Regions from separate parts of the Mus musculus genome. Here region 2 is linked to region 1. The links are chromatin loops, found by intact Hi-C in ENCODE. Cell type or tissue: heart. All regions are shown on one strand. Links, peaks and the distances in the headings refer to the core of each region. The heading gives the core; the rest is flanking DNA.

Region 1 (15,611 bases), core at 3,198-11,197:
AGCCTACAAGGTCTTATTGTCCACCCTGGAGTTATAGATCAAGATTATAAAGGGGAACTTCAGGTTCTCTGTTCTTGTCCTCAAGTTGTCTTTTCTATATCACAAGGGGACAGAATAGCTCAACTAATAATTTTGCCAAGCCTACATGGCTGTTTTTCCTTCCTCTGGTATTCCTCGAGCCGCCAGAGGGATCGGTTCTACTGAAAATGATTCTGATTACTTAATAATGCCTTTAGATTGTTGTCAAATTTTATCTACTCCTCATGTAGGGGTAAACCCTCGTGGCGTCAGGCCATTACAGGTCTGACAAATGGATGTCACGCATATTTCCTCCTTTGGGAGAAATCAATATTTACATGTTTCTATTGACACCTGCTCTGGTGTAATGTTTGCCACACCTTTAACAGGTGAAAAAGCCTCACATGTGATTCAACATTGTCTTGAGGCATGGAGTGCTTGGGGGAAACCCAAACTCCTTAAGACTGATAATGGACCAGCTTATACATCTCAAAAATTCCAGCAGTTCTGCCGTCAGATGGACGTGACCCACCTGACTGGACTTCCATACAACCCTCAAGGACAGGGTATTGTTGAGCGTGCGCATCGCACCCTCAAAGCCTATCTAATAAAACAGAAGAGGGGAATCGAGGAGGCTCTACCCCGAGTACCAAGAGTGTCTGTGTCTATGGCACTCTTTACACTCAATTTTTTAAATATTGATGCTCATGGCCATACTACGGCTAAACGTCATTGTTCAGAGCCAGATAGGCCCAATGAGATGGTTAAATGGAAAAATGTCCTTGATAATAAATGGTATGGCCCGGATCCTATTTTGATAAGATCCAGGGGAGCTATTTGTGCTTTCCCACAGAATGAAGACAACCCATTTTGGATACCAAAAAGACTCACCCGAAAAATCCAGACTGACCAAGGGAATACTGATGTCCCTCGTCTTGGTGATGTCCAGGGCGTCAATAATAAAGAGAGAGCAGCGTTGGGGGATAATGTCGACATTTCCACTCCCAATGCCGGTAATGTATAATGCTCAAGTATTCCCCTGCTTTTTTACCACTAACTAGGAACTGGGTTTGGCCTTGATTCAGACAGCCTTGGCTCTGTCTGGACAGGTCCAGACGACTGACACCATTAACACTTTGTCAGCCTCAGTGACTACAGTCATAGATAAACAGGCCTCAGCTAATGTCATGATACAGGGTGGTCTCATGCTGGTTAATCAACTCATAGATCTTGTCCAGGTACAACTAGATGTATTATGGCAAATAACTCAGCTGGGATGTGAACAAAAGTTTCCGGGATTGTCCATTACTTCCATTCAGTATGAGAAATTTACTAGGGCAGCTAATTTGTCAAAAAGTCTTTTTCAGTATATGTTACAGAATTGGACGGCTGAATTTGAACAGATCCTTCGGGAATTGAGACTTCAGGTCAACTCCACGCGCTTAGACCTGTCCCTGACCAAAGGATTACCCAATTGGATCTCCTCAGCATTTTCCTTCTTTAAAGAATGGGTGGGATTGATATTATTTAGAGATACACTTTGCTGTGGATTAGTGTTGCTTCTTTGGTTGGTCTGTAAGCTTAAGGCCCAAACTAGGAGAGACAAGGTGGCTATTGCCCAGGCACTTGCAGCTCTAGAACATGGTGCTTCCCCTGATTTATGGTTATCTATGCTTAAGCAATAGGTCGCTGGCCATTCAGCTCTTGCACCCCACAAGGCTAGTCTCATTGCACGGGATAGAGTGAGTGTGCTTCAGCAGCCCGAGAGAGAGCACTGCAGTAGAAGGGCTCTGCGGCATATATGAGCCTATTCTAGGGAGACATGTCATTTTTCAAGAAGGTTGAGTGTTCAAGTGTCCTTCCTCCAGGAAAAACAACACGGGACCAGACCAGGACCCCTCTAGGTGATGAGCCTGGAAGGAGGTTATGTGTACGGCTCCTTTACCTGCACACTGGGGATTTGACCTCTATCTCCACTCTCATTAATATGGGTGGCCTATTGCTCTTATTAATAGAAAAGGGGGAACTGTGGGAAGCCGCCCCCACATTCGCCGTCACAAGATGGCGCTGACAGCTGTGTTCTAAGTGGTAAACAAATAATCTGCGCATGTGCCAAGGGTATTTCTCCACCCCATGTACTCTGCCTTCTCCGTGGCAACAACTCGGCCATGGGCTGCAGCCAATCAGGGAGTGATACGTCCTAGGCGAAGGATAACTCTCCTAAATAGGGACGGGGTTTCGCTTTCGTTTTTTGGGCTTGGGGCTTGCACTCTTGCTCCTGAAGATGTAAGCAATAAAGTTTTGCCGCAGAAGATTCTGGTTTGTTGTGTTCTTCCTGGCCGGTCGTGAGAACGCGTGTAAGAAAACTGTAGTAGAAGGTTTGTTCTTCAAAAGGTTCTTTCCTCAAGGTACAGAGGAATGAGAAGTGTTTGCAGGGTGTAAATCCAGGTGTGCGTTTAAATGGCAGTCTGGGTTATGAATTCCCCCTCCCCTTGCTGTGGACTTATACAGAGGCCCTTAGATCTAAGTCGGGACTATTTCTAGATTGCCCAGTTTCACTCTTAGTCTAGGCATCCTGGGCTGCCTTTGCTGTGAAAGGAAGTACACGGTAGTAAGCCTGACAATCCTGCTTTCTAATCCTGCCCTTGGACTGCAGGGCCGTAAGAAAGGTGAGACTCCCTAGCTTTCGAGGAAGTGTTAACAGCCACCAACCAGAAAGAGTGCTGTGAGGATTAAACAATAGAAATAAAGACAATATAAGTAATGTTCAGTCTTATTCCATTGCCTAAAAGATTTTCCACATATTCTAGAAGTTTCTGTGGCTCTAGGTCCAATCAAGTCCACTTTTTTCTCATCTGTCCAGTTTGCCTTTACTAGGAGAATAAACACAGCCTCTTAAACCAATTCATACCTTTGATAATAAAATATAGACATTTCTTTCTCTTTCCCATTCAAAACTTCTACATCACCCACTGCTTTTCTGTTCTTTATCTGACAAATGCCTCTACCTCAAAATTTGCTGGGCAGGAAAGCTGCTCTGTCCTGAACCCAGAGACCCAGCAAGTGCCTCCCATTCAGACTGTTCATCTACCTCTCTGGACTTGTTCTTGCGTCCTGTCTCCAACGCCAACCCTTCTCCAGTGGTGTGGACTTTCCAGAAGTCTATCCTAAGTTTGCTCCAAACCGAACCACACAGTAACTACAGCAGTCTAGCTTCTACTGAGAGCAAGCGTCTGATATAAGACTGCCCAGAAAGGGATCAAGGGGAGAAAACGACTGAAGGTCACATGACTATTGAGTACCAGTTCTCAGCGCACTGTCCAAGTAGGATTCATATGAAGTGCAGATAGTCACAAACAAGCCAGACTCACAGCTTCAGCCTTCTTGCCCACCCAGCTTGGCCAACCACAAATAAACGATAAATGCGAGAGAGGAGAACCTCAGTTTGTATTCTAGGTGCCAGGTGAGAACAGAAGGACAAAATAAAGATGAGAAGGAAGACGGCTTTGCATGAGCAGTGATCTAGGAGGCAGGAAAGAACTGGCTTGAGTGTTTGAAATTGAATTTGCTCAGCCTATGAGTGGTGCCTGTGTATACATAGTATATACTAGAACTTTCCATGCCCTACACTGTACCAAGACAAGGTGGTTTTAAAATGTCTTACATGAGAGCTCAGGGGGCAGTGTCTTGGAGAGGGCCACATGTGGGACAACTGGAGCCTCTTGGCAAGATCCTTAGCTTTCCAGGCAGGCAACAAATGGCTCCTCCAACCCCAGTCAAGCCTTCAGTTAGCCCCAGCTGAGTGCCTCACCACAGACTCTAAGCCAGAAGAATCCCCAAAGTCCCGACCCACAAAAACCGTAAGCGATAATCAAGTGAATAGTTTGCTTCAGCCACTTAGTTGTCGAGTGATTTATATGCATTATTAGATAGATAATGCTCTCTCTTGTCAGTAAGAATGACCCAATCATCTCTACTCACGACTGTAGTTATACATACTCTTATCCTCTGCTGACCCACCCTCTCCTGGAAATTAGTTATATTCTCTAATGTTGAAAAAAAGATAGAAAAGTGCAGACACCATTAAGCTCACAACTAGCAAGCCTCTTATTAAGGAAATGGGGGCAGGGCACGGTTTTACAGGTTTGCTGATTACCTGTTAGATTCCTCTTTCTCCTTCTACGATCTGGGTGGTAGAAATGATCGACCACACTGACCCACCCTAGCCGTCGCCCTGGGGTGCGAGCAAGGTTTAAAGTGCAGAACTATACCCAGGTTAGGTCCAAGACAGGAAAGCGAGAGAAGCTACCTTAGGACTTTAACCACTCGGCAGGAATAGAGACAGCCTAAAGAAACGCATGTGCCCCTGCCTGTGCCAGACAGTTGAAACAACGGACCCGAGATATTATAATTACCCCCGGAATCTCATGCAGGGAGGAGGAAAGAGCTGAAGCTTGGTGACTGGTCGGACAGATTTGCAGGAGAGCCTCGAACACAGGCAACGGTGATGAGCTGGACCCGACCTTTCCTAGGTCAGCTTCATTATGCAAACCTCCTGCCTTCTACTTAAACCTAACTCATGGATTACGGGTTACCGAACCTCTTTTTCCTCTTCCCAGTGTGGCCATACGAACTAAATCTCTGTTTTCTGCTTTTCACTGTTATTGTGTTTTTAACTGGTCTACTGCAGATAATTAGTTAGCACCACAAGACTAGCAGGTTAACAGGATCGCAGCCCCACTGCTAGCTCCTTTCTCTTGCTATGGCGTATTCTCTCCGCTAGGGAGCAGAAGTAACCAAGGAAATGCAGGTTCCAATGCACTGGCTGGCCAGCTTCAAAACTCTCTTCACTGGTAAAGCCTTGGTGGAAAGCCCAGCCAGCCCTCTTGCCCAGGCTGATGCGCTCGGGTAGAGCAAAGGCTGCTCTACCTTCCTTTTCCTCGGGTTCAGTGGCTCAGCTTCCGCCTCAGAGGGGCTAAGTGTAGGATAAGCACGCAAAATCTAACGCAGAAAATGTTTCCCAAAAGCAAGAGGGGAAAGGCAAAGGTCCCACATGCCACAACCACCACCAAGAAAAATCCGAAATCTGTATGGGGCTTGGGACAAAACAGAGCAATCCTCCGATATGGCAAGGCAAGTCAGTCAGCAGCCTGTTGTGGGCCATCACCGCTGACATTTCCTCTATTGGATGGCAAGACCAGGTAGGCACAGATGCCAGCTGGAGCAGTACATCAACATTCCTTTCCTCCGTGAGCCAGCAAAGACAAGCATGTAGCACTGTCTGATTTATACACTGTAAGGAATGGGGAGGGGGAACGTGTAACTTTGAGTAAGTGAGAGCCTCCATTTGTTCATCTGTGAAATGGGCATAATTCTAACACCTAAACCAAAACGGCAGAACCCAGCGGGGTTTCTGTAAAGATACTTCCAAACTGCATTTATTCAAACATAAATGATTAATTCTAAAGGAGATGAAGGCGGCATATCAACCCGTAAATCAGAGACCCTGCCAGGCATCTTCTTCCTAACTGCTTATGACTTGGATGCAAGTCTCCTTATTCTAAATTAAAACGATCTTAGGGTGGACAGACTCTGTGCTCCATGTATGGCTTAGCTACCATACCAGTGCTTACAAATACAGGAAGAAACAGTTGGGTGTCGGTTTTATAAAATAAAACGTTAACAAAATACAGAAGCACCGCGTCTCCTTCTCCCACCCTGGACAACCCATGCCCAGCCCAGCTGCAGCTTGGCAGCTACAACTGCTTCTTAGAAACCACGGATGCTCTGCAGTTGGCACAAGGCTGCCAGGAGCCAATCACAGGCTCAGGAAAATGCCTGGGCCTTGCTCATCTAGAATTCATTCATTTACGCATTTAGAATTCATTTTGAGTTATATAAGCAGATTTATCTTAGCACCTTCTAAATAAATACATGGAATAAATAAGAGGCAATGTCTGGCCAGCCTATTTACAATCAGTTACTGGGTGCCCTTCATAAGTCAAGATACGGTGAATAGGTGAAACCCAAAGTGGGCAGGATATCCTAGGTGGGGAAGGGAAGGAGGACAAGGCCAACGTGGATTTCGGAGTGTGTGCTCATACAGAGGTTACAGGTCAGCCTTGGGCTCCCTCCTGCCATCTGTGTGAGAAGATCTCTTTGCTGTTCTGTCCTGTGTCTGTCAGACTAGGCTGGCTCATGCACTTCCAGAGGCTCTCTCATCTCTTCATAGGAGGGCTGGAACTACAGGCAACACATGCTGCCCTTTATTTGGGATCAAGAGATTTGAACTCAGGTCTACACATTTGTAAGCATGCACCTTTACCCATTGAGCAATCTAATCCTAAAATAAGTTCTTCCTTCCTTCCTTCCTTCCTTCCTTCCTTCCTTCCTTCCTTCCTTCCTTCTTTCCTTCCTCCCTTTCTTTCTTTCTTTCTTTCTTTCTTTCTCCTTCTTTCTTTCCTTCCTTTCCATTTTTAGGCTTGAGGACAATTCAATTTTTATTTAAAAAAAGAAACAAACAAACAAACAAACAAACAAAACAGGGTGAGGAAGCTATAAAACTCAGCAGCTACCAGGAAGAGAAGAATAGGGAAGAAAATGAAAATTGCCATGCCATTTGAGCCAACAGGGAAGTCTGACACATGACAGAAAGCAGCCACCTGGTGTTTGTGGCTTTTCTATGGGAGGCTAGATGCATACACTCTGTACCTGGGAGGAACAAACTACTGTAGCCCCCAAACTTGAGTTTTACTAAGCTTCCCTTATTGTCTTACTAGAATCTATGACAAGAGACACGGACCAAGCACACAGCTCGCTGCAGATGAAGGTAACACATGTGTACACATGTGTGACTGGATGTCTCATCATTTAGTGGGGTCACAGGACAAATAATCACTCACCGAAACAAAGGGCAGTGTGATCTCGGACACTGGAGCGTTGCGGGAGAAGTTGTAACTTAAGCCAGAGTCTGAAAAACCAGGGCAAAGGAGAGGAAAGTCCCTCACACAAGCCGCTGACAGGGCAGATGTTGGTGAGGAAAGGCATAGCTGGGGCAACAGCTGGGTGGGAGCAGGGCCATCTGGCACATATCCAACTCTGCATTTGGTCACCTAGGCCAGCTAAGGCCTCACTGCTTCAAGCACACACTCGAAGAAAGCTACAAACCATCTTTTAAGAATCTATATTGCTGGGCAGTGGTGGTGCACGCCTTAAATCCCAGCACTCAGGAGGCAGAGGCAAACAGATCTCTCTGAATTCAAGGCTAGCCTGTTCTACAGAGTAAGTTCATTTCCGGATAGCCAGAGCTACATAGAGAAACCCTGTCTCAATAATAATAATAATGATGATAATAATAATAAATCTTTATTATGCAAAGTTGATTACTGGTAATTCTTTCCAGATGATATTGTATCAGGAGAAAATAATACCAATGCTATATAACCCAAAACAGTTTTCTGGTATGCCCAAGACAGCCAGGACTCAGACCCATGACCCCTCACCCAGAGCGCTAGGACCTCAAACATTCAACAACCTTAGGGTCGTTTCTGCCAAGTCATTTTCTTGGAAAGACTCTCAGGAGAGGAAGACTCCTATCCCATATCATGTAAATATCCATTTGGTTTGCAACCTAAGTATTAACATACCTGTCAAAGGGGCTACCCTGAACATGTACATGTAGCACACTACCTTTTTAAACTCTAAAATACAAGGGCCTCCAACAAGGGCCCATAGACCCACACTTCTTAAATACACCCTAGGTTTAGGCCTGGTGAAGTGAGGGCCTTAAAGAGAAATTTCATTAATAATGTTAAGCTTTGGGGCTGGAGAGATGGCTCAGCAGTAGAGGGCACTGACTGCTCTTCCAGAGGACCCAGGTTCAAATCCCAGCAATCACATGTCAGCTCACAACTACCACGAGCTGACTCCCTCACATACACAAGCACACAGGCAAAACACCAATGCACATAAAATGAAAATAAATTATTTTTAAAAATAATATTAAGCTTTTAAGCAAATAGCTGCTTGAGTCCAGAGGATAGACATGTCCAGAAAACAAAGAGTACCTCATCCCACACTCCTGTTCCCAGGAAGAAGCCATTCTCAGGGCACTGATCACATGAGAACCAGGAGGGGCCCGAATGGTTTGTCTACCATTCCTCTGAACACAACTTCCCTCTACTATTGTGGGTGTCACTTGCCCCTTTTCTTCATGAGCAGAGACCAATCCTAATGAGCGCCCTACTTCCCCGTGCACAAATGTTCTTATTATATAAATGTGACTACAAGAAAATAATGTGTATTCAAGGTTCCACTTGTTCCGTTAGAAGGAGAAAAAAAAAAAAAACACATAAGGAGGCATGGAGCAACCCCTAGCCTGTCAGTGTAAGAAGAGGAAGTCTCTTCACATGACACTACAGTGGAAACTGCAAAGTCTGCTACCAAATGTGTGTCTTAGTCAGTTAAAGATAACAAAGATATCAGAAGCGGCAGCAGAGGAGAAAATACTTCCTCTAAAAAACTTGCAAGTGTTCTCTCTGTCTGTCTGTCTGTCTGTCTGTCTGTCTGTCTGTCTTCACAGAGGGACTGGGACCTCTCAGCCGCCAAAGCAAAACAAAGCGATTTGAACAAACCCATACCGTCTCGTCTCTTATCTGCAGATTAGCCACCTGAGCTGGGAGAGTCCATAAGTGACTCTAAGCCAGCAGCTTGTTTTATTCTCAAAGGCGCATGAGTCAAGAGACCCCTGACTCTCAGAGAGAAGGAGCAGCTGACGTGCCCTTCTCTGTAGGGCCAGGTCCCCTCTAGTCACACACTCCATCTCCAGGATGTTAACCTCGAAAGGACTACACTGACATTAGCTTACATTTCATTCCAGACACTGTCCTGTGTCCTTTATGAGTATAATCTCACTCTCCCAACCATCACATAAAGGAAGTTCTGTTAGGAAGTCACGTTTTAGCAGAGACACTGAGCCCGCACATCACAAGCTAAGATAGACAGCAAAGCCATGATTAAAATCCGGGCAATCACTGCCAGGGCCCAACTCTGCTGCTCTCCTACAGTGGGAGAAGTACAGCTATGCACACATAGACATACAGCTGCCCATAACTCAGGAACAGACGTCCAACACAGGCCCTGGGTGTTAGTCATGAATAGCTGAGGCTTGATGACTCATGGCAGGTTGTGACTTGATCTTTATGAGTCTCATAAACACGGGTACAACACAGAAAGCTCTGTACTTCAGACATTTCCTGATGATGAAGGAAGCAAGGCCAACTACAATCAAAAGTAAAAGAACAATCCCACAATGTCCTTTAGAACAGTCAGTGACTCAGTGAGGAGCTATTTCCTCATTTGTCTACTGATGCTAATAGCTAAAATGGCATCTTAAGGGTTAGGGTTACTATTGCTGTAAAGAGATGCCATGACCAAGGCTACTCTTATAAAAGAAGAATTTAATTGGAGGTTTGCTTACAGTTTCAGAGGGTTAGTCCATTATCATCATGGCAGGAAGCAGACAGGCATGGTGCTGGAGCAATAGCTGAGAGCTTTATATCCTGATCCACAGGCAGCAGACTGGGCCTGGTGTGGGCTTTTGAAATCTCAAAGCCCTGCCCCTCAATTACACACCTCCTCCAACGAGGTCACACGTACTCCAGCAAGGCTTCACCTACTAATCCTTCACAAATGGTTTTTCAACAGAGGACTGAACATAAATATATGAGCCGATGGGGGTCGTTCTCATTCAAACCATCACAAATGGAAAGGACTCTTCTCTATAGCGAAGAGACACATTTCTCATGTACCAAAATAGGACATGAGAAAGTGGGATTGTAGCTGAAATCTTGGGAAATCCAATTTCATATTTGCTAATCCGCCCTTCTCTTAGATTGTCTTTGTACAGACCTCCCTTTGGTAATATTTGAAGTGAGGCATCTCTCTGACTGATGCTAAGGAGTGTTGAGAGACATGAAAGTCGTGAACTACAGTGATCACTCATCTGAAGGAAGGGAGAGGTGATTAAATGCAGCCGTATCCCAGGCATCTAGGCTTGCCTCGTTCAGTCTGCACCAGACATCCAACACCTGAGCCAAACAACCGGGTCCAAACAATGAAGGCTCACAGGTAGATCAAACAGAGAGGAGATCTTAGTCACATGTGGTTCAAACACTAGCCACACCCCTACGTTAACACAGACACCATGTTTTTAATAGCCCCAAGGAAGGCTTTCATGGTCTATCCAGGTGAAGTGAAACATCTGACAATATTAGAAACCAGAATGCCTTGCATTATAAATGTCCCTTGCAGACCAGGACCACCCTTAGCCACATTATCCAGGATGCACAGATAAGACACACAAAGACACACCAACTTCCACAACTTAAAGCTAGTGTTGTGCTCCCGAAGTTCATCTCGTGTTCCTCCTAACCCATAACTCAACTGATTTATCTATGTCTGTTGTCGTTAGCCCAAGCCATGTAAGTAATGACCAATAGGAAGTGGGTAGAGATGAGGTGCATCCTTCTCAGGCCTTTCTCTAAAATCTGTGATGAGATCCGCTACACAGTCTCTACTCCCTCATCTGTCAGTCAGTCAAATACAGAGGACTCTACAGACTCCAAGGCATCAAAGGACGACAGGACCCCTGGCTGACCCTATGACATAACAAGCTCCCTTAGCCCGATCCACACTAGACAATGACATGGTTGAAAAGCAAGCACCATAGTAGAGTGTACTTTGTTACTGCAGTTGGTATCTGCCATGTTGACAGATCCACCTTGCTTGGTCATGATCATGCTGTAGGGAGTGGATCCCGGGGTTCTACACTTACTTGTGTCGTTGCCAATACAATCAATGATCAAGCAGATTCCTAGGGGCTTGCTCTGCATCCTGTAAGTCTCTTCACGGATGTGCTAGAAAGAAAGGCAGGGATTAGAGATGCTGGATACTTCTCTGAGACTTATCCATTCTTCTTCTCGTTTGTTTTAAACATTCCCTTTGGCAGGTGAATCACTCAATAGACACAGCCTAAAGTCATCACGGCTGACAGTTCCCAGTAATGTCAATTTTTTCCTCTGTCACAGTAATGAGTTTAAGACAAATAGCTATTCCAACTCTTACTTAATTTGAATGAGAAGTATAATTTATTTTACATGTGTCTTAGCTTTGCAGAATAAAGATAATTTGAAAGAGAGAAGATGGGTCACATGCCCTTGTAGAAGCCTGAAGTAGCACCAAGAATCAACTTTCTAAGCCAGCACAAATGGAGGCTTTCCACTGCTTCCTCTGCAGAGGCTCCACCCGGGCAAAAGCCAGGGCTTGACACAGTTCAGCCGCCACTCAGAACTTCCCTGCATCCCAAAGCTCATTCAAGCCTTCCCCTTGAACATAATTTTTCTTTGTTATATTCAAGGTTCCTGTTCACTGAGTTCTCAGGAGAATTATGCACAGGCACCAAGTTGTCACAAAGAATTTTAAAGAACAGTTTTTGTTTGCTTTGTAAGACGTCAGTGTACTAGTATATACCCTTGCATGCAATACCAAATCAGAGAATTTATTCTTTACCGGAGGTAAAAAAGCTCCTGATTCCTGGATGGATGTCTTCACCAGTGTTCCTGAGGGATGGGAGAGAGAGAGTCATTTACAAAGTAGAACTAAGCCCACACCCAGGCTGGCTGAGTTCTTTTTATCATGACGTTTTGTTTGCCCGTTTCTTTAGCTTCCTATTCTTTCTCCAGCTAGACTCAGTCCAAAGTTCCAACCTCACACAGAAGAGCCTGACCCAAAGGGAAACTCAAGAGCCCTGTTATTCCAGGACTATGTAGAAAAACCATGACATGCAGGTGACAGTCGTAGCCCTCTTCCAGGGGACCACCAGGTGGCTGGTGAGTTTTTAACCTGATAAGGAGAATTCAAAAATGTCACTTCTCTATGGTTTTCCTACATGGGCCAAAACTCTGGATGACACCTAAAGGAAAGAGCGTTGGAGTGTGCAGGAGAGAGGCTCATGTGTGTGTGCTCTGTACCGAACAGATGGCCCATGTTTTCATAGTTCAGTGATGCTGGGAGCCGATAAAATAAAATGTCAGCAGCAAGACATAGCTCAGCAAGCCTGGCAAGTGCTGGAGCCCACAGCAAATTCTGCCCCACAACAATGACTCACTTTAGCCCGCACAAGTGGGAGAAGCACTGGGTTCCGAAGCCACAAAAGGGCTGGCTCACACCTCAGTGCTGAAGAGCTGTCATCTCATTAGCTCATTCCGTCTCTGGGCCAAGACTGCTGCGAAATGAGAAATGGTGTCTAAAGATAGAGGGGGCAGGGGGGCCTTACCAGCATCTGAAACATTTGGGGAAATGAATTGGGTTGTTTGATTTTGTTTCAGAGGTGGGCTCTTGATATGTAGCCTAGGCTAGCCTCCAACCTGTTCTCCTGCCTCCACTAATGAGTGCTGGGGTTACCATCCTGTGCTACCACACTAAGCTTTGAACTAGTCTCTTCCTGTCCCTGTCCCTATCCTACCCCTGCCCTCTCCCTCCCCATCTCCTTCTCTGTACATTTGTGCATTTGCATGCTTGTGAGCAGGTGCAAAGCAACCCTGCTTCCACTCATGGAGGCCAGAGGTAATGGTAAGAGTCTTTCTAATCACTTTTCTTTTCTTTCCTTTTCTTTCTTTCCTTTTCTTTTCTTCTCTTCTCTTCTTCTTCTTCTTCTTCTTCTTCTTCTTCTTCTTCTTCTTCTTCTTCTTCTTCTTTTCTTCTTCTTCTCCTCCTCCTCCTCTTCCTCCTCCCTTCCCCTCCTCCTCCTCCGTCTTCATTTTTTTTTTTTTTTTACAGAATCTCTTACTAGACCCAAAACTTAATTCATATAGGCTGGCCGGCCAGCAAGGCCCAAGGATCCCCCTGTTTCTGTCTCCCCGGTGCTGGGATTACGGGCATGCACCATCGTATCCAGCTTTTACTGTAGGTGCTGGAGATTAAACTCAGGTCCTCATGTTTGTGTGGAAAGCGTTTCACCAAAGAGCATCTCCTTGGCCACTGAGATGAGCTTTCCAAGGGGCAACTAGCAATATCCTTTAAGACAAATTGTGCTTTTAGAAGTTTGGTTGGTTGGTTTTGGTTTTGCTTTGGGTTTGGGGGGGTGGGGTGAGGGCTTTTTTGTTTTGTTTTGTTTTGTTTGTTTTGTTTTATTTTTAGGTTTTCCAAAACAGGGTTTCTCTGTGTAGCCCTGGCTGTCCTGGAACTCACTCTGTAGACCAGGCTGGCCTCCAACTCAGAGATCTGCCTGCCTCTGGCCCCTGAGTGTTGGGATTAAAGGCGTGTGCTACCACCATCCAGCACTTTTACAGTTTTAAGGAAACAATAAATCCTAAATTTAGAAAAATGTGTTTCAAAAACATCTATCGACCAACTGCTTACACTGGCCCAGGCTAGGAAAAACCTAAACGCCCAAACATAAAATTGATTACGTCAACAGTGATACATGTGATTACATACTTTACAATGTTTAAAAGGCTAAGAGTAACTGTTATGCATTTGACACACCCATGCAACATATGTATATTAAAATGGATGATTAAATAACATGGACTTAATACAGAATAACGTACATAAACACTTCTTGTCACTGTCCCCTAAAAAATAAGTATAAAGGCTATAGCATTTCCATTGTACAAAGCAGTGTAAGTCATCTAGAGATGGCTTAAGTGTAGGAGTGCATGTGGACAGGTTATATGCAAATGCTGTATCCTGCTGTATAAGAGACTTGAGTATCCGCAAACTGTGGTACCCACAGGGCATCCTGGAGTAAGTCACCTACAGACACTAAGGGACAAGTGAATGTACTCCGGGTTAAAGATGAAGAGGTTTAAATCAACCACTGTAGGATTGATAGGCGAGCACTCGACCATCATGTGAGAGGTTCTAGGTTGAATCCCCAACAGCAAAATGAAATTGAAAGCATGTTAATCAAGCTCTAGCTGGGCGTGTTGGCCTACTCTGGCAATCCCAGCCCTTTAAGAGATGGTTGTTAAAGACCTACCTATGCAACAAGACCCTTTCTAATAAAAGTCAATAGGATAAAATAAGTCAAATAAAACTATGGCTATTGCTGATATATGAAATTAGGAGGGGGATTTTGCTTGATTTTCTTCTGTTCTAACAATCAATGTTTATTGTAACAGAAAAGAAAGCCCATGCCATGAGTGGCAGACGGGACTCTGTGCCTGCACAGCCTGCAGACATGTACTCAAATTATTCTTCCTTAGAAAATGTGAGTGTGACATGGCGTCTCGGGGTAGTCACTACCTCCGCCATCAGTGGAGCCATTTGCAAGTCCAAGCTGACCTGAATACATGGTTTGATTATCTTAAGCTTCTTAGTTTAAGACAGACCTGACCGAATGCTTTTCCTTCTATTAGTAAGTCAAGTTCAGGTCAAAGCAGACAGGTGGCTCTCCTTACAGTGTCACCAGGTGTCGGGAGCCTCAAGTACTCTTCTGGACTACATGATAGGATCGCAATGGAAAGAACGCGTGCGTTTTACATTCCTAAGCAAGCCTGCCGGGTCTCCTGTTTTCTTTTCTACTTTAAACAGCATTCGGAGCGCTAACTCTTCCACCTCACCAATGTTTTAAGAAACAGGCTGTCGCTTCCGAAACAAATTCCGTTCTCAACAGTTTTCTCTGAAGAGAAGAACTGTAGGTCGGGAGCGGCAGGCGTGAGCAGCACCATCTGGCTAGTCGGGGTAAAATGGTTCCCAGTTTCCAAGAGCACACGCAGCCTGCAGGCTACAAAAGCTGCACCCACAAGGCTTCCACCAAGGCCAGGGCGCCGCCCCACTCAAAATGTTCACACTGCTCGTTCGTGTCCGTGCCCCTCTACTGCGCGCACAACAGATCCAAAGGCCCTTGGGTCGCACTGCCCTCCATAGAGGCTTAGAGCCCTCGCTGGCCTACAACACAAGCCACCTCACCAGTGTAAGGCAGCGTCCTGACTCTCAAATTAGAAAGGCCTCAGTACAGCAAAGAGATGCTTTTTAAAAAATGATGTTCTGGACTGGAGAGATGGCTCAGAGGCTGAGAGCACTGGCTGCTCTTCCAGAGGTCCTGAGTTCAATTCCCAGCAACCACATGGTGGTTCACAACCATCTGCAATGGGGTCTTCTGGGTGTCTGAAGACAGCGATAGTGTACTCATATACACAAAATAAATAAGTAAATAAATACTTTATAAAAATGATGTTCTAAGCCAGGCATGGTGGGACATCACTGTAGTTTGAGCCCTCAGAACTGAATCAGGAAGATTGTTAGGAGTTTGACGTTAACCTGAGCTACATCATAAATACCGGCCCAGCCAGGGTTACACAGCAAGGTTCTATCTCCATCCCCACATACAAATAAATAGACAAATAAATAAATGAGTAAGGACTTTAGGGAATGCCATGGCTAAAGTGCTGACATTTTAAGAAGAGACCATGTAGGTTGAAATGAACAAGCTTTTAATTGCATTTCTTTTCTTTTTGTGGAAGAGAGACACTGCCCTCTCTGGAGTTTCCAGATTAGCATTTCTTCTTCCTGCTGCTAGATATTTGGTT
Region 2 (15,611 bases), core at 4,571-12,570, 110 kb after region 1:
TACGGGGCAAATGAACAGCTTCTAATAAGCTGAGAATTTCTTCTTTATTTTTGATATCTTTGCCGGCAGACGTCAGCAGTCCATGGTGTCGGTATATTGCTCCGTGAACATGAGCCGTGGCAAAAGCGTACTGGCTGTCGGTATAGACATTAAGAGCCCTTTCTTCTGCCAGCCTTAAGGCTTGAATTAATGCAATTAGTTCCGCTTTTTGAGCTGATGTACCCTCCGGCAGACTGCTGGCCCATATGACAGCCTTTTTATCTACTACTGCTGCCCCAGCCCTCCGCTTACCTTCTACCACAAAGCTGCTTCCGTCCGTGAACCAAGTCATCGCCCCTGGCCAAGGTTGGTCTGTGAGGTCTGGCCGGATTCCAGTCTCTTCTGCCAGTATTTCTTCACACTTATGTGCAGGGGCCTCGTCAGCCTCAGGTAGTAAGGAGGCGGGGTTGAGAATGGCTGGGGGTGCAAAACTTACTCGCTCTGTCAGCAATAGGCTCTGGTAGTGCGTCATTCGGGCGTTGGTCATCCAGTGGTCCGGTGGTTGCCTGATGATGCTCTCAAGAGAGTGTGGGGCCACTATAGCAACATTCTGGCCCATAGTCAATTTGTCAGCATCTCTTACTAGCACAGCCGTGGCTGCTATCGCTCGCAGGTAGGAGGGCCATCCACTGGCCACAGCGTCCAGTTTTTTTGATAAGTAGGCTACCGGGCGCTTTTATGGTCCCAAAACCTGGGTAAGGACTCCCCTTGCCACTCCATTTTTTTTATCAATGTATAGGGTGAAAGGTTTGTTTAAATCTGGCAAGGCCAATGCCGGAGCCTGCAGCAGTGCCTTTTTGAGAGTTTCAAAGGCTAGCTGATGTTCTCTGGTCCAGGTGAATTCCCCTTTCTCTTTGGTTAGTGGATACAAGAGAGCTGCCAGTGTGGCAAATCCGGGAATCCAGAGTCTGCAAAACCCGGCGGTCCCCAGGAACTCTCTTACCTGGCGAGCAGTGGTTGGGGTCGGGATCTGCATAACAGCTTGTTTTTTGGCTTCTGTGAGCCACCGTTGTTCATCTTTCAAAACATATCCTAGGTAGGTCACTTCTATCTGGCATAACTGAGCCTTTTTAGCAGAGGCCCGATACCCCAGCTTACCTAACTCGCCCAGGAGGTTTTGGGTCCCAATTTCACAGTCCTCGCGTGTTTCTGCAGCTAGGAGCAGGTCATCTACATATTGCAGAAGAGTCACCTGTGGGTTATTGGCTCGGAAAAGAGCAAGATCTCGGTGTAGGGCTTCATCGAACAAAGTGGGCGAGTTCTTGAATCCCTGAGGCAGCCTCGTCCATGTGAGCTGTCCGGCTTGTCCACTCTCGGAGTCTCGCCATTCGAAAGCGAACAAGGGCTGGCTGTTGGGGTGTAACCTCAAACAGAAAAAAGCGTCTTTGAGATCCAGGACTGTGTACTATGTCCGACCAGGTGGCAAGGTGCTGAGGAGGTTATAAGGATTTGGCACCGTGGGGTGTATGTCTTGAACTCTCTTGTTGACTTCTCTAAGGTCCTGTACTGGACGGTAGTCCCTGGTCCCTGGTTTTTTTACTGGAAGTAGAGGAGTGTTCCAAGGGGATTTGCATGGGACCAAAATCCCTTGTTGGAGCAGTTTGTTAATTTGGGGGCGTATACCCTCTTGAGCTTCTCTGCTCATGGGATATTGTTGGACCCCTATAGGGGTGGCCCCGGACTTAAGTTCAATCACCATGGGGGGGACCAGTTTTGTCATCTCCACTCCTCCCGTCTCTGCCCATGCCTGAGGGTATCGATTTAACCAGTCCTGTAATCCCTCAGGGGGCTTTACTTTATTTTGGTAAAGTCGATATTCCTCCCCTAGTTGTAAAGACAGCTCTAGAGTCTGGGGCGCTTTTATTCCCCAGAAAACCTCCGGTCGATGAGAGGTGAAAGTTATTTGTGCTTTTAACTTGGTTAGTAAGTCTCTCTCTAATAAAGGCATAGGACACTCTGGAATGACTAGAAACGAATGAGTTACTCGATTTTGCCCTATGTCTACTACTCAGGATGTGGTCCATGGATACGATTTTTGTCCTGTGGCCCGGATCACCAAGGTTTTTTCATTTTTCTTTACTTTTCCTAGAGGTGTTTTGAGTACTGAAAATTCGGCTCCCGTGTCAACTAGAAAGTCCACAGGGGTCCCCTCCACTTCTAAAGTTGCTCGGGGAGAGGGGCCGAGCCCCGTTCCCCCTAGTCTTTATCTTCTCCAAGAGAAAGCACCTTTACCTCTTGTTTTTTTTTTTCGGACAGTCGCTCTTCCAGTGGCCCATTTCCTTGCAATACGCGCATTGGTTCCTCTCCAGGCGCTGCCCGCCTTCTCTGGGTCTCTTTGGTCCCTGCTGCCTTTTGTCTCCCAGGTTCTCTGACTGTCTACCTCTTCTTCCATTATCTCTTTCTCCTACTGCGGCCAGGATCATAGTCAAAACCTTTTCTTGCCTCCTGTCTCTCCTATCCTCCTCTTCTCTTTTCTCTCTTTTCTCTCTCTCTAACTTTTTATCTTCTGTTTTTCTCCTATGATACACTTTTTCTGCCTCTCTAACTACATCCCTTATGGTGTAATCCTGCAAGCCCTCAATTTGCTGTAACTTCTTCTTAATGTCAGGAGCCGACTGGCCAATGAAGGCCATAATTACTGAGGCCCTTTGACCCTCAGACGTGGGGTCGAATGGGGTATATCTCTTATAAGCCTCTATGAGCCTTTTAAGGAAGACTGAGGGGGGCTCAGTCGCTCCCTGCATAACCTCTCTTACCTTGGCCAGATTCGTGGGCTGCCGGGCAGCACCTCTGAGACCCGCCACTAGGACCCGGCGATAATTGGACAGTCGTTCCCTACCTGATGCCGTATTATAATCCCATCGGGGCTGGGTTAGCGGAAATCCTTTATCTATCTCAGCTGGAGTTTGGACAGGGCGCCCAGCCTCGTCTCGGACGTTTTTTCGAGCCTCGAGGAGAATCCTCTCTCTCTCCTCGGTTGTGAATAGAGTCTGCAGAAGCTGATGGCAGTCATCCCAGGTCGGCTGGTGTGAATACATTAATGATTCAACCAACCCAGTGAGTCCTGCAGGGTTTTCTGAAAAAGGGGGATGATTAGCTTTCCAGTTATAGAGGTCAGAAGAGGAAAAAGGCCAATACTGTAGGGGCTGTAGACTATTTGGATCGGCAGGGGGAGCCCCAATAGCCCTGAGGGGGAGCGCCACGGTTGAATCCGCAGGCCCCTCAGGGGTGACTCCTCGCCGGTTCCTTGTTCCTGTGGAGGGACCCCCTCCTCCGGCCGGGGCCTGAGGCAGGGGTCCCGAGGGAGCTGAAGGTTGGGGCTGGGGAGCATACGGTGGGGGTTGAGGGGTGTCGAGCCACTCAGGGGGTTCTTCAATCTCTGGATAGATCTTGGGGGGTTTCGTCACTGGTGTGCTGCGATCATCATCTCTCCCGAGCGGTGGTTTCGGTTTTTCTTTCTCACCATTTTCTCCGATGGCTAGAATCTTGGTGCCAGGGCAGAGAGGCGGGAGGAATGGGCAAACCCACGGGGGTGGGTAGCGTGCCAAGTCCTCCCATACCATGATGTACGGTTGTTGGTCTGGATGCGACCCTGGCCCTTCCTGAAAAACAATGGCCTTCACAGCCCTTATGGTGGGTAAGTAAAAAGTTCCTTCTGCTGGCCAACCTACTCCAAAAACAGGCCATTCTGAGGAACAGAAAGTCATCCATGGCTTTTTCTTCACTTTTACTGACAAATTTTGTCCTCTAGCCCTAACGTCCGTCCAATGGTCCTTAGTCAAAGATAAAGGAGTAGACACGGTCTGTCCCATAGTGAAGAATAAGAGTAAACACAACACAATGACAGAGACGGAAAACACTAAGACATCCAAGCACACTCGTCTGCATCTGGACTTACACAACCAGCCAAACGCTACCTCTGATGGAGTGGGATTCCGCTCCACTCCTCTGGCAGGAAGAGCACTCACTCTTCTTCACTCTGCCAGGCAACAGCCAGGTCCTCCTGACTGTTCTGTACCCCGGGCACTCCAGGGTCTCCCTTGGAATGTCTTCCAAGGGTGCAGCCTGTGGGGAAATAGACCGTCGTCTTCCCACAGCCACTAGGGTCCTTACGGTCCGAGGTGGCAGCTGCCAGAATACAGAATACCAGAACTGGTAACACAGGTGGGGCTCAAACCCACAATCTCAAAACTGAAAAACTAAGACACAAATTCAGCAGTGCCACACTTAGACACTTAGACAACAGACAACATAACAAGACTCACACAAACAAACGCACCTCCAAGGGGTCCTTCGGGGTTCCTGGGTGTCACGCAGATCTCGCTGGGGCCTCCAAATGAAAGAACTCAGTGGGGAAACCCCCACTCAGCTCCCGATTCGGCGTGCACCCAAGAATCACGAATAGAACACAACACCTTGATGTAACAACAAGAGGTTTTTTAATGGCGGAGCTCCGGGTCGAAACGTATCTCACACAACAGGAGACAGTGGATTCAACCACGAGGCTTGGAAGCTAGGGGTTTTTATAGAAAAGGAGTGGGGCTGGGGGAGGAATTGGCGCAGTTTCACATGGTTGGTCCATTTAAACATCAGCAGCCTGTAACATTTAACTTAGGTCAGAGGGGTGGGAGCTAGGAAGGCGATGGGCCTGCCCGGGCATGTCCTGGTCTGTTCTGCTATGTTCTCAGCCCCAGGTTTCAAAGCTCACAAACAACTCTTTGGGCTATTTAACATACATTAAATGAATTACAGTTTTATTTTCTTTCACAAGCATGATTGGGACAAGGAGATGTCTCCCCCGGTAAATGTGCTTGCTGCCAAACCTGACCACCCCAGCCCCATCCGCGAAGGCCCTGTGGTGGAAGAGGACAGGAAGCAAAGGAGAGAAGCAGCTCTACAAGTTGTCCCCTGGTAACCACGCGTGTGCCAGGGCATGTGTGCCCACACACATAAACATAATAACATTAAAACTAAGCCTTTAGCCTTTAAGCCCCGATCTAAACTACACTTTAAAACTTGTTACTTAAGGACTGGAACAGGTGGTACAACTAGTAAATATTTTTCCCTGCTCCCAAGGACTGATGACTTGTAAAAGTAAAAAGAAAAAGAAAAAAACCACACCCACACAGTGGCCTCCACGTGTGTGCGATGCTGTACACATGTCAATGCAGATATGGAACACACAAAATAATAAAGGAAAAGTGTAAAACCATGTAACTCAGCTACAGAATATATATCCCATAAAATAATAGGACACAGCTGTCCCTGGCAGAGCCTGTAACAATACTCGGGTATGTCTTACTCTTTCCCAGAGCATTTCTCTACTAACCTCTATTCTTACAACCCATGGTAAAAATGTCGTTTAACCTCAGCCTCTCAAGTAGGATTCTAGGATTCTAGGCCTGTGTTCACCAGACCCAGCTCAAACTTTTAATTCATTCATTCACTAGTATATGACATTATTTTTTCTTGTGTATCAAGTTTTATTTCTCATTCTTACAGAGTTCTTATAAATAATACTTGGATAACTAAAATTTAACAGTATATATGTCCTTTTATATAGGAGAGCATGTTGAGAAGACAAAAATGTTGTATCAAGAACTTTTAGGGAGCTGGAGAGATGGCTCAGTGGTTAAGATCACTGACTGCTGCTCTTCCAGGGGTCCTGATTTCAATTCCCAGCAACCACATGGTGGCTCACAACCATCTGTAATGGGATCCAATGCCCTCTTCTGGTGTGTCTGAAAACAGCAACAGTGTACTCACATACATAAAATAAGTAAATAAATCTTTTTTTAAAAAAGCGGGGGGGGGGGGTGGCTTTTAGAAAAGCATGATGGTACACACCTTGAATCCCAGCACTTTGGAGGCAGTGGTAAACAGATCTCTGTGAGTTCAAAGCCAGCTTGGTCTACAAGAGCAAATTCCAAGACAGCCAGGGCTACATAGGGAAAACATGTCTTTAAAACATAAACAAAAAATAACTTTTAAATAATGTTTTAAAGAGTTTCCCACAAAATATCTAGTGACATACTGTCCCCAGATTCATTTTATGAACCCCATCAAGATTTTACCACCTCACAGATAATCTGAGAGTCACTCATGCCAGCCTGTTATAAATACACTTCTAGTTCTACCATAGGATCACAGACTTAGAAAGCTCCATAGAACTGTAGTCATGTCCCCTTATTCTTAATGAAGAAATAAAGTTAGTTATGTACTGTTAGGATATTATTGTATTTTCCGTTGCTGTATGTCTCCCCACCCTCCAACACCATTTTTTTTTTTTTGGTTTTTTTTTTTTTTTTTTTTTTTTGAGACAGAGTCTCATTATGTAGCCCTAGTTGGCCCAAAACTTACAGTGGTCCTCCTGCCTCTGCCTCTCCAAGTGCTGGGATTAGTGATGTGCATCATGTATTACCATATCTGGCTCTCTCTCTCTCTACATATATATATGTGTGTGTGTGTGTGTGTGTGTGTGTGTATACCTCTATCTGTGTGTGTATACACACACACACACACACACACACACACATATGTATATATATGTTTTATATTTTGCTGTAAATGTATGTCTGTATGCATGAACATATGGACCTGGATACCCATGGAGACCATATAACTTCTCATAAGACTAGAGTTACACTGTTTATAAAATATGTTGGTATAAGGTTGACTGTATTTCTTTATGTGAGTCCACTTGCCCCTACATGGTGGCATTAATTAAGAAAACGTGTCTCTGCGTGTGCACAGATGCATGTGGGTTCCCATGAAAGCCATGTCAGATCCCATGGAACTAGAGTTACTGCTGTTTGTGAAACGTCTGATGTGGTATGTGTGCTGGGAAACAGACTCAGGTCCTCTGAAAGAGCAGCAAGCAACCTTGACTTCAGATCCATTTTTCCAGTACCACCGAGCCTTATATTTTTTAAGATATTGAAAAACTTTTTCATGCAGGGCTTGGTGGCACATGCCTTTAATCCCAGCACTTGGGAGGCAAGACAGGCAGATTTCTGAGTTCGAGGCCAGCCTGGTCTACAGAGTGAGTTCCAGGACAGCCAGGGCTATACAGAGAAACCCAGTCTCAAAAAACCAAAAAAAAAAAAAAAAAAAAAAAAAAAAAGAAAAAGAAAAGAAAAAGAAAAACTTTTTCATAATTTTTTCCAGCTCATCTCAGAAATGTTACATACTCTTTTTCATTATTTATTGGTTATTTTAGTTGTTTACATTTCAAATATTATCGCCCTCCCCAGTTTCCCTTCTGCAAACCCCCTATCCCCTCCCCTGCCTCTATGAGGGTGCTCCCCCACCTGCCTACAAACTCCTGCCTCAGCGCCCTAGTTTTCCCCTACCCTGAGTCATCAAGCTTCCACAGGACCAAGGGGTTCTCCTCCTAGTGATGCCCGATGCCCAACAAGGCCATCCTCTGCTACATATGCAGCTGGAGCCATGGGTCCCTCCATGTGTACTTTTTGGTTGGTGGTTTAGTCCCTGGGCACTTTGAGGTGTCTGGTTGGTTGATATTATTGTTCTTCCTGTGAGGTTGTGAACCCTATAGCTCCTTCACATACTTACCCTAACTCCTCCATTGGGTGCCTATGCTCAGTCCAATGTTTGGCTGTGAGCATCAGCATCTGTATTGGTAAGGCTCTGGCAGACCCTATCAAGGGACAGCTATACCAGGCTCCTGTCAGCAAGCTCTTGTTGAAATCAGCAATAGTGTCTGGGTTTGGTGTATGCAGATGCAATGGATCCCTAGGTAGGGCAGTCTCTGGATGGCCTTTCCTTCAGTCTCTGCTCCACTCTTTGTCCCTGCATTTCCTTTTGATAAGAGGAATTCTGAATTAATATTTTTGAGGTAGGAGGGTGGCTCATCCATCAACCAGGGGCTGTGTCTATCCACTGGATAGGATCTCTACAGGTTCTATCTTCCCTTTGTTGAGTATTTTGTCTAATGTCCTCGCTGCTGGGTCCTGGGAACCTCTTGGGTCCCTGGCATCTGGAACTTTCTAGTGGCTATGCCCAGGTCCCCCTCACCCACCGCTACATACTTCCTTTGAAAATCTCCCCCATCTACTCCCATATCTGAACCGGACCCCCTTTTCCTCTCCCCCTCCTCTCTCCCTCCCAGATCCCTCTCTCCCTCTACTTCCTGAGATTACTTCCTTCCGCCTTCTGACTCTAGGGTTTCCTCCAAGACATTTCAAGGCATCTGGCATAAAGTATGGACATTATCAATGTGGCGCTTAGTCTCTGCCTACTAAAGACTGACCCCCATCACTAGTGAAGGCTCATTCAGTGGGAAGGTTGTCCACACCAGCAATCATCACAAGCCTGATCAGAAATGGTAGCATTAACTAGATAGCTATGACAAATTCCACAAGCCAGCATAAAGTCAGATCTGTCTAGGATGACACGAGTTTAAAAATCAGTTCCTAAAGTGTCTTTCAACTTGTGTAGACAACTTTTCTCTGCCTGCCACAAATGTCCATTATCTTTACTCTGAGGGCCTTCTCCATGTGGTCAGTCAGCTCCAACAAGGCAGCATTCAGTGAGCACAGGAGCATGCCTGGGTCTTCCTCTGTTTTCATAGATACCTCATCCCCTAATGCAATTGTTTCTCACTATTGCCCTTTAAGCTGCACTTTGAATACCCAGATCTCATCCATTTATTCCATAGCATCCAAAAATGCTTTCAGTGATTCTCATGCTGCCAAAACCTCACTCTGAATGCTTACTGGAAGTCCATGGTGTCTAGGAAACAGGTAAGGGAGCTGTTTCTTAGGGTCATTAATGATGAAACATCATGATCAAAGGCAACGTGCGGGGGGGAAAGGGTTTGTTTGGCTTACAAATCCTGAATAACCATCCACTGAGGGAAGCCAAGACAGGAAGTCAAACTGGGTGAGAACCTGGAGGCAGGAGCTGAAGCAGAGGCCATGAAGAGATGCTGCTCACTGGCTTGCTCAGCCTGCTTTCCTATAGCATTCAGGACCCTCTGCCTGAGGGATGGCACCATCCTCAATGGGTGGGGCCACCTCCAACAATGGGGGCTAGAGAGATGGCTCAGCGGTTAAGAGCACTGACTACTCTTCCAAAGGTCCTGAGTTCAAATCCCAGCAACCACATGATGGCTCACAAACATCCGTAATGAGATCTGATGCCCTCTTCTGGTGTATCTAAAGACAGCTACAGTGTACCTCCATATAATAATAAATAAATATTAAAAAAAAAAGAAAGAAAGAAAGAAAGAAAGAAAGAAAGAAAGAAAGAAAGAAAGAAAGAAAGAAAGAAAGAAAGAAAATGCCCTACAGGCTTGCCTAAAGCCCCATTTCTCAGCTGAAGCTCCCTTCTTTCAGATTGCTGAGGTGGCCCCCTCAGTCCACGGGAGAACTCAGGGTTCCAGACAGGTTTGCAAAGAGTTGGCGAGAAATGACAAACAAATATGGGACACGAGAGTGTGCTGTATCTGAATGTAATTCGTCAAATTGAACATCAAACTTTTTATACAGAAGAAAATAGGGAAGTTAGGTGACATATTGGCAACGTACAATGAGGTTATTGGATGCTTAATGACTCTAACACAAAACAGAAGAATGCAAACACAAAGACTGGCAGGAACTGGGCAATAAAACAACTGAGACATGTCAGCTCTCTCTAAGGTTAGCTATATTCTTAGAAGCCAGTATACTCCCGTGGCAAGGGCTTTCACGCCCAATTCATGGTTCTAATTAGGGAGTTCCACTCTAGCTAACCTTTTCATAAATAATGCAATACTCTGAAACCACAGCCCGCTCTACTTCCTAAACCATTGTAAATTTCTGTATATGGGAGCGACTTGGCTTTTATTCTAAGTAATAGTGTGGGGGGACTTTCTACAAATAAGTAATGTAGTCTGCTACACATAACTGTAATAAGAATACTAAACTTACTTTGCCAAGCTTGCCCTGGGATTTCTAACTCTATGTAGTAGATAGTAATGCCTGATTTCTTTCACTATCTCTCTTACAAAACTAGAAGCAATTCTGAATGTCACTGAATAGGCAACATTCTTACTGAATTCAAAGCTCATGGTCAGCTCAAGGACTACCTAGCGCATTGGTTAAGGCCAGGAAACAAAGTTTGATTATGCTTAGGTATTTGGCAAGTCATTGCTTGGAGGCACTTATAATTAAACAATACTGAGGGGAAACACACAGATCTGTTCAACGACTAAAGCAAGGACATTGGAGCATTATTTATACAGGATGCCATGGTTCCAGGAAACTAAGTTTCTATGAACTTTTAACCTCACAACTGCGTCCAGGTTTCTAGTCCTGTCACACGTGTCACTATTGGAGTGGATGTAGCAGTTCCCTCTTTCTTTTATCTTTTAGAAAGGGGTTCCAGAATGTCCGCCTTATCATAACTACAGATCTCAGAACTCTAAGGATGAGTGGAAACACAATTGAAATAAAATAATGCCAATAATAATAGCAAGCAAGATTATATAATAAACCCAATCCAAGAGATTCAAAGCACTTAGGTTATTCTTTAAATCTCTGGCCAATTCATCAATGTTCCAAGTATCCAAAGGACTTCTGCTAATATGTGAAATTTCTGCTAACCTAGCCTTAATATTTGCTATATCCTGTTTTAATCCATTGCTAACATAGCATCATAGAGAACTGTAGCTAACTTTCAAATCTGTTTCTAAAAATGACCAGACCAGCCTTCCAAATGAAGAAATAACTATTTCTAATATTGGATTGATTATTAGAACAGTCCATAACTAAGTAGAAATAACTGGTCACATTAAAGGAAAGAGAAGATTCATCATAACTTCTCATTATGATTAAGTTTTTGAAGGCAGTTTCCAGTCTCCATGTTCTCATTCCCACAAGGTCTAAAATCTTGAAGCAAGGCAGCTTGTCCAATCTGAGATCAGGAACTTATGTCCAAAACAGCCTTCCTGTCTTCATTGTCAGGGCACTCAGCAAGCTCACAGGTCAGCATTGTTCTTTGTCCCAGCATCAGCATGTCTCACTAATCACTGTGGCAGCTAGCATGCTCCTGCAGCATTCTGTGGAAAAAACACAAACATGTCCTCTTCCCCATATTAAATATCTCAATAGGATCATACCACGTGTCAGTATGTGGATGCTTACTCTTCACCTAGGCATAAATTTGCCTGGTTGTAGAATATTATAAGGCACTCGCTCAGCAAGTTTTTTGGTATCTAAATTTCAGCATTATAATAAGTTGTTAAACCTTTACTTCGGGGTGAAGAAAGATGATTTTACATTAATGTTCTTTTTGCCAAAGAATTGCTGTGTGCAAATTGAGTAACAATAACTAGAATATGCTCCTAATATTTGATTACTACTGATTACAATTGATAACAATTGATCACAGAATCTTCTCTTTTTTCTACAAAACCTTTGAAAGATCCTGACAGAATGTAAAAAGTCACAGAAGCCCTGAAATTGGCAAGATAGATGTCACTGTTACCAGAACTAGCTTCAGTGATTTAGAAAAATAGAGGAGCACAATGCTCTGGCCACTACTTGAACCTGTGTGTCTGCCAATGTTTTGACCATTCCTTGAACCCATGTGTGTGCCCACTGATGAAGCCCATTGCCAGGTGTTTGTGATTTTGGTTGCTGAGAAAGAGTCAGAAAATCTCCCCAGCAACCACAGCCTGGCCAATCCTGAGTTGCTACACCTGCACCAGACTCTTTCCTTGTACCCCTCCCATACCCATTTCTTGAGAATAGACATTGTTTAGATCTGGAAATCCCCTACTTCCCCCCCTTCTCCTTTCTCCCCTGAGGGCCTATAAAAACTGGGACCTCTTTCCCCTTGAGGTCAACTCCTCTACCCCTTCGTGGGATATGAGTCTCCCCAGAGCTCTGGCTTTCCCCGAATAAAGCCTCATGTGGTTTGCAACAAGCTCGGTCTATCGTGAGTTCTTGGGTGTCCGCTGTTGTCCTGAGGCCTGAGGGAGGGGTTCCTCTCAGAGTCTTTCACCTTTTTGTTTCTCACCAGTTAATTTGAATCTCACTTGATAGCACCTAACAAAGGCTTAATTTCTCTTGTGGTGAGTTTAAGGTGAGGTCTTAGCCAATTAACATCTGTAAGCTTTCGAAAATAATTGAAGTAAGCAAATCATCATTTCTTTCTTAAATTTTCTGTACCACAATTTTTCTAGGATAACTAAGACCCTAAATATTTAAAAGATATTGCCTCTGAATCTCTTTTTTTAAAGCAACTCCCCAGAGCTTTAAAGTTCATTATGTGAAAGCAAAGATTTGAAGTAAACTTTTCTTTAGAGGCATTTGTTAATAAAATACTTTCCACTTAAGAAACAATATATACTGAAAGATTCAAACTCTTAGCTTCTTATATTGAATCAGAGATAGCAAATAATTTTCTTACATAATGTAAAGCTGTATTAGCCATACCTAGAGGCAAAATTTTCCAGTGATCACTAGTTCACTAGAAGCAAACCCCTTACAATTATCAGGATGCAAAGGAAAAAACAAACCTTCAAATCTATCATAATTTTATATAAAGTAGGCAAGCCAGCTTGTAATGCCTTTATAAGTTCTATAGCCTGATTGACCTTTTATAAATCTTAAATTTAAACTTTAAATTTTACTATGAACAACACCTGGGTAGATATGAAACAAGGTCATTTAGCTAAAAAGAAATTCCCCTGAAGGCAGGGAGAGGTGAGGTTTCAAGAACTTTCTTAGGCACGGTTTGCAAAACAAAAGAAATGCCGCATAAGCCTGGCCAAGGCTGCTCTGAGTTTTGCATTAACTCAAATGTATTTCTTAATCCAAGCATACTGTTTGAGTTTTAGCCCTCCTGCAGTGAGGACAGTTTCTAGGGGAACAATTCGACTGTCTGTCTATGCCTCTAGTTTTGGACAGTCTATCTTAAGATGACTTATGGTTAAAATGTTCTTTATAACTTTTGTGCTGTGAAAGAATTGCTTTTAATTTAGTTCCATGCAAGGCAACGGCCATTGCCAAATTGATTGTATGAAGGTCTAATTTTTGTACAAAGACAAATATATCTAAATAACTGTCTTTGTTTTGTATGAAGTGAGTTGTATTAGTGCTCTCATAAGATGATTACTCTTGTACTAATCTTAGTTAATAATATACGGGTGAGTTAAAGATCTTAAATTTGCAATCAAACTGCAAACTGCTCTCAATGGAACATTGGCAATTTTTAACCATAATTTTCAAGTTTTTAAAGCAACATTAGAATATATATATTAGAATATATATATATATATATATATATATATATATATATATATATATAAAACTTTTGGTAAGCAAAACCCAATTTTAAGCAGATTATTCTCTTTAAAATCAATACTAGAAACATCACTTTCACGTTACAAAGTTTGGCTGCCAATTCGTGAATGCATGACAACGTAAATTTTAATATTTTACTAAAGAGACATTGTTTTGAATCTTATCTCTTGTAAGTCTAGTTTCTAGGATAAGAATAACATTAAATATTATCTGAATTAGAAGTATCCTTAGAGGCCTAGTTTCTTGGGCTGGCTTATGCTACGTGTTTAAAACGACTCCAACCCTGAGTTCCCAACTTAAAGCTAACTTTCTTGTTATCAATGTTACAGCCTTTTAATCATACCCAATAACTTATATGCCAATATTCTATGACCAAGACATGCACAGCATATTTCTACCTTTAAGAACAGTCAGAAACAAAAAGAAGCAGCTACACGAATCTTATAAATTTATACCAATCAAAGAATTTTACTGCCGGGCGGTGGTGGCACATGCCTTTAATCCCAGCACTTGGGAGGCAGAGGCAGGCAGATTTCTGACTTTGAGGCCAGCCTGGTCTACAGAGTGAGTTACAGGACAACCAGAGCTACACAGAGAAACCCTGTCTCAAAAACCCAAAAAAAAAAAAAAAAAAAAAAAAAAGAATTTTACTTTTTCTAGCTATAAGATAAAAAGCACTTTGTCATTTGCTAAACACAATAATCACTATTGCAGAGAATTTTCTAGGAAAAAAACAACTATCAGCTTATTTGCCTTAGAACTAAGAGGTTTAGACTCCTTTAAAAAACAAAAAAAACAAAAACAAAAACAAAAACACAGTTTTTCAGCAGGGCCTCTCCTGCTGTGCTTGATTTTTGGCTAAAGTACGGGTCACTCTCAGGCTCCACTGTGCAAACTGAAACTGAGTCAGCAGATAAAGTTTTAACCATTTTTTTTCCAACATAAAACAGAACAACAGTCATTCAGACAATGAAACAAAAACATACATGAATTGACACGTGGACAGATTGGTGCACCAAACATAGACAATACAAAGAGGATAGAGAACGTGATATAACCAAAACTAAGGATTTCTCCTGTAGGGGCAGAGAGAATTAACAAGACGTCTCTCAATTTCTCTCTGTCCCTGGTCGAGTTCCAAAATCCATTTTCCTCTATTCTTTTTCCTTTCCTTTCCTCCCCTCCCCTCCCCTCCCCTCCTTTCCCCTCCCCTCCCCTCCCCTCTCTTCTCCTTTCCTTTCCTTTCCTTTCCTTTCCTTTCCTTTCCTTTCCTTTCCTTTCCTTTCCTACTTGTAAGAGGCAACTTGTCAAACCAAGATTAAAACCCAGGAGACTAAGTTTCCGTGAACTCTTCGCCTTGGGAATACGTCCAAATTTCTATTCCTGTAATGCATGTTACTACTGAAATGGATGTACAGATGACTTTAGCTTGTCTCAAGTTGACCTATAACTAGCATGCACCAGCTAACTGTAAAAGCCAAGAAACAATGTGTTGGTTCTGAGGGCATTTAAACTTGGAGTAAGATGTTGTCCACCAGAAGCATCCTCTGGTTTTAACTTAACATCACTGAGGTAGGTATCCACCCATAGAAGTTTATCCCAACCACAGCTCCTGTCTCTAGAATAAGCCAGTGAGGTGAAGAGAGAGTGCCTGAGGTTCCAAAGGCCATCTTAAACTCCATAAAGCTCATTAGACCAGAGCCTGCTGCATTTTCTGTTAGACTGTTTGATGGGTTCCATTTAATATTGCTCACAGGTGCCAAGCACACAGCAACCCTCTGTCTGTTCTTCAGTTGTAAATCTCGGGGCAACAGTATTAGGAAGTGGAGGCTTCCTCCCTGAGCCAAGGAATCTTTCATAGGCTATTTTCTTGGAGCACTTGATGTCCTGGGAGCCTCAAGAGGCTTTCATCGGGGCCTGAACTTGAAAATGGGGCAATTTGGCATATGCCTTCACTCAAATGCATTAATATTGATTTATCTGTTCATACTTTTTAATGGGTGAAAATCTGTATCAATCAATACTTGTTTTGATATTCAACTTACCCTTATTTGGCCCAGAGAAAACCTTTCAAACTGACTTCATTCTCCTTTGGTTCTCTGAGCACTTCCTTGGTAGCTGCTCTAAATGTTCCATGTGCAACCTGCTGTTCCCATGCTCCAGTGCTGGAGCCAGGTGTTTCTTCAGGGGTCTTGATGTCCTTTAGTGAAGCATTTAGTATGTAGAAGCCAAGATTCAGATGCTGAGTGTGCTCATTGT

The links. Hi-C counts contacts between places; a loop is a spot of excess contacts. Peaks named below come from ENCODE experiments on the same cell type or tissue, not always from the same donor. Only the 100,000 strongest peaks of a DNase experiment are listed, where the experiment ranks them.
Region 2: it touches region 1 in a loop (2.5-fold over the local background); 3 of 42 quality-filtered maps call a loop at or near these places.

Annotation. Positions count from the first base shown.
Region 1 is chr1:58,736,288-58,751,898 of GRCm38, reverse strand. Cflar (CASP8 and FADD-like apoptosis regulator) reads right to left here. Exons shown (of 10, transcript NM_207653.6): 7 at 11,587-11,636; 8 at 10,853-10,934. Among named protein-coding and RNA genes, the nearest start is that of Cflar, 31 kb to the right of the region's middle. In heart, for the core only: a CTCF peak has its summit at 4,790; DNase peaks (open chromatin) are centred at 4,838 and 7,068.
Region 2 is chr1:58,629,960-58,645,570 of GRCm38, reverse strand. It overlaps the pseudogene Gm18802. Among named protein-coding and RNA genes, the nearest start is that of Ndufb3, 51 kb to the right of the region's middle. In heart, for the core only: no CTCF peak of the experiment used is centred there; no DNase peak of the experiment used is centred there.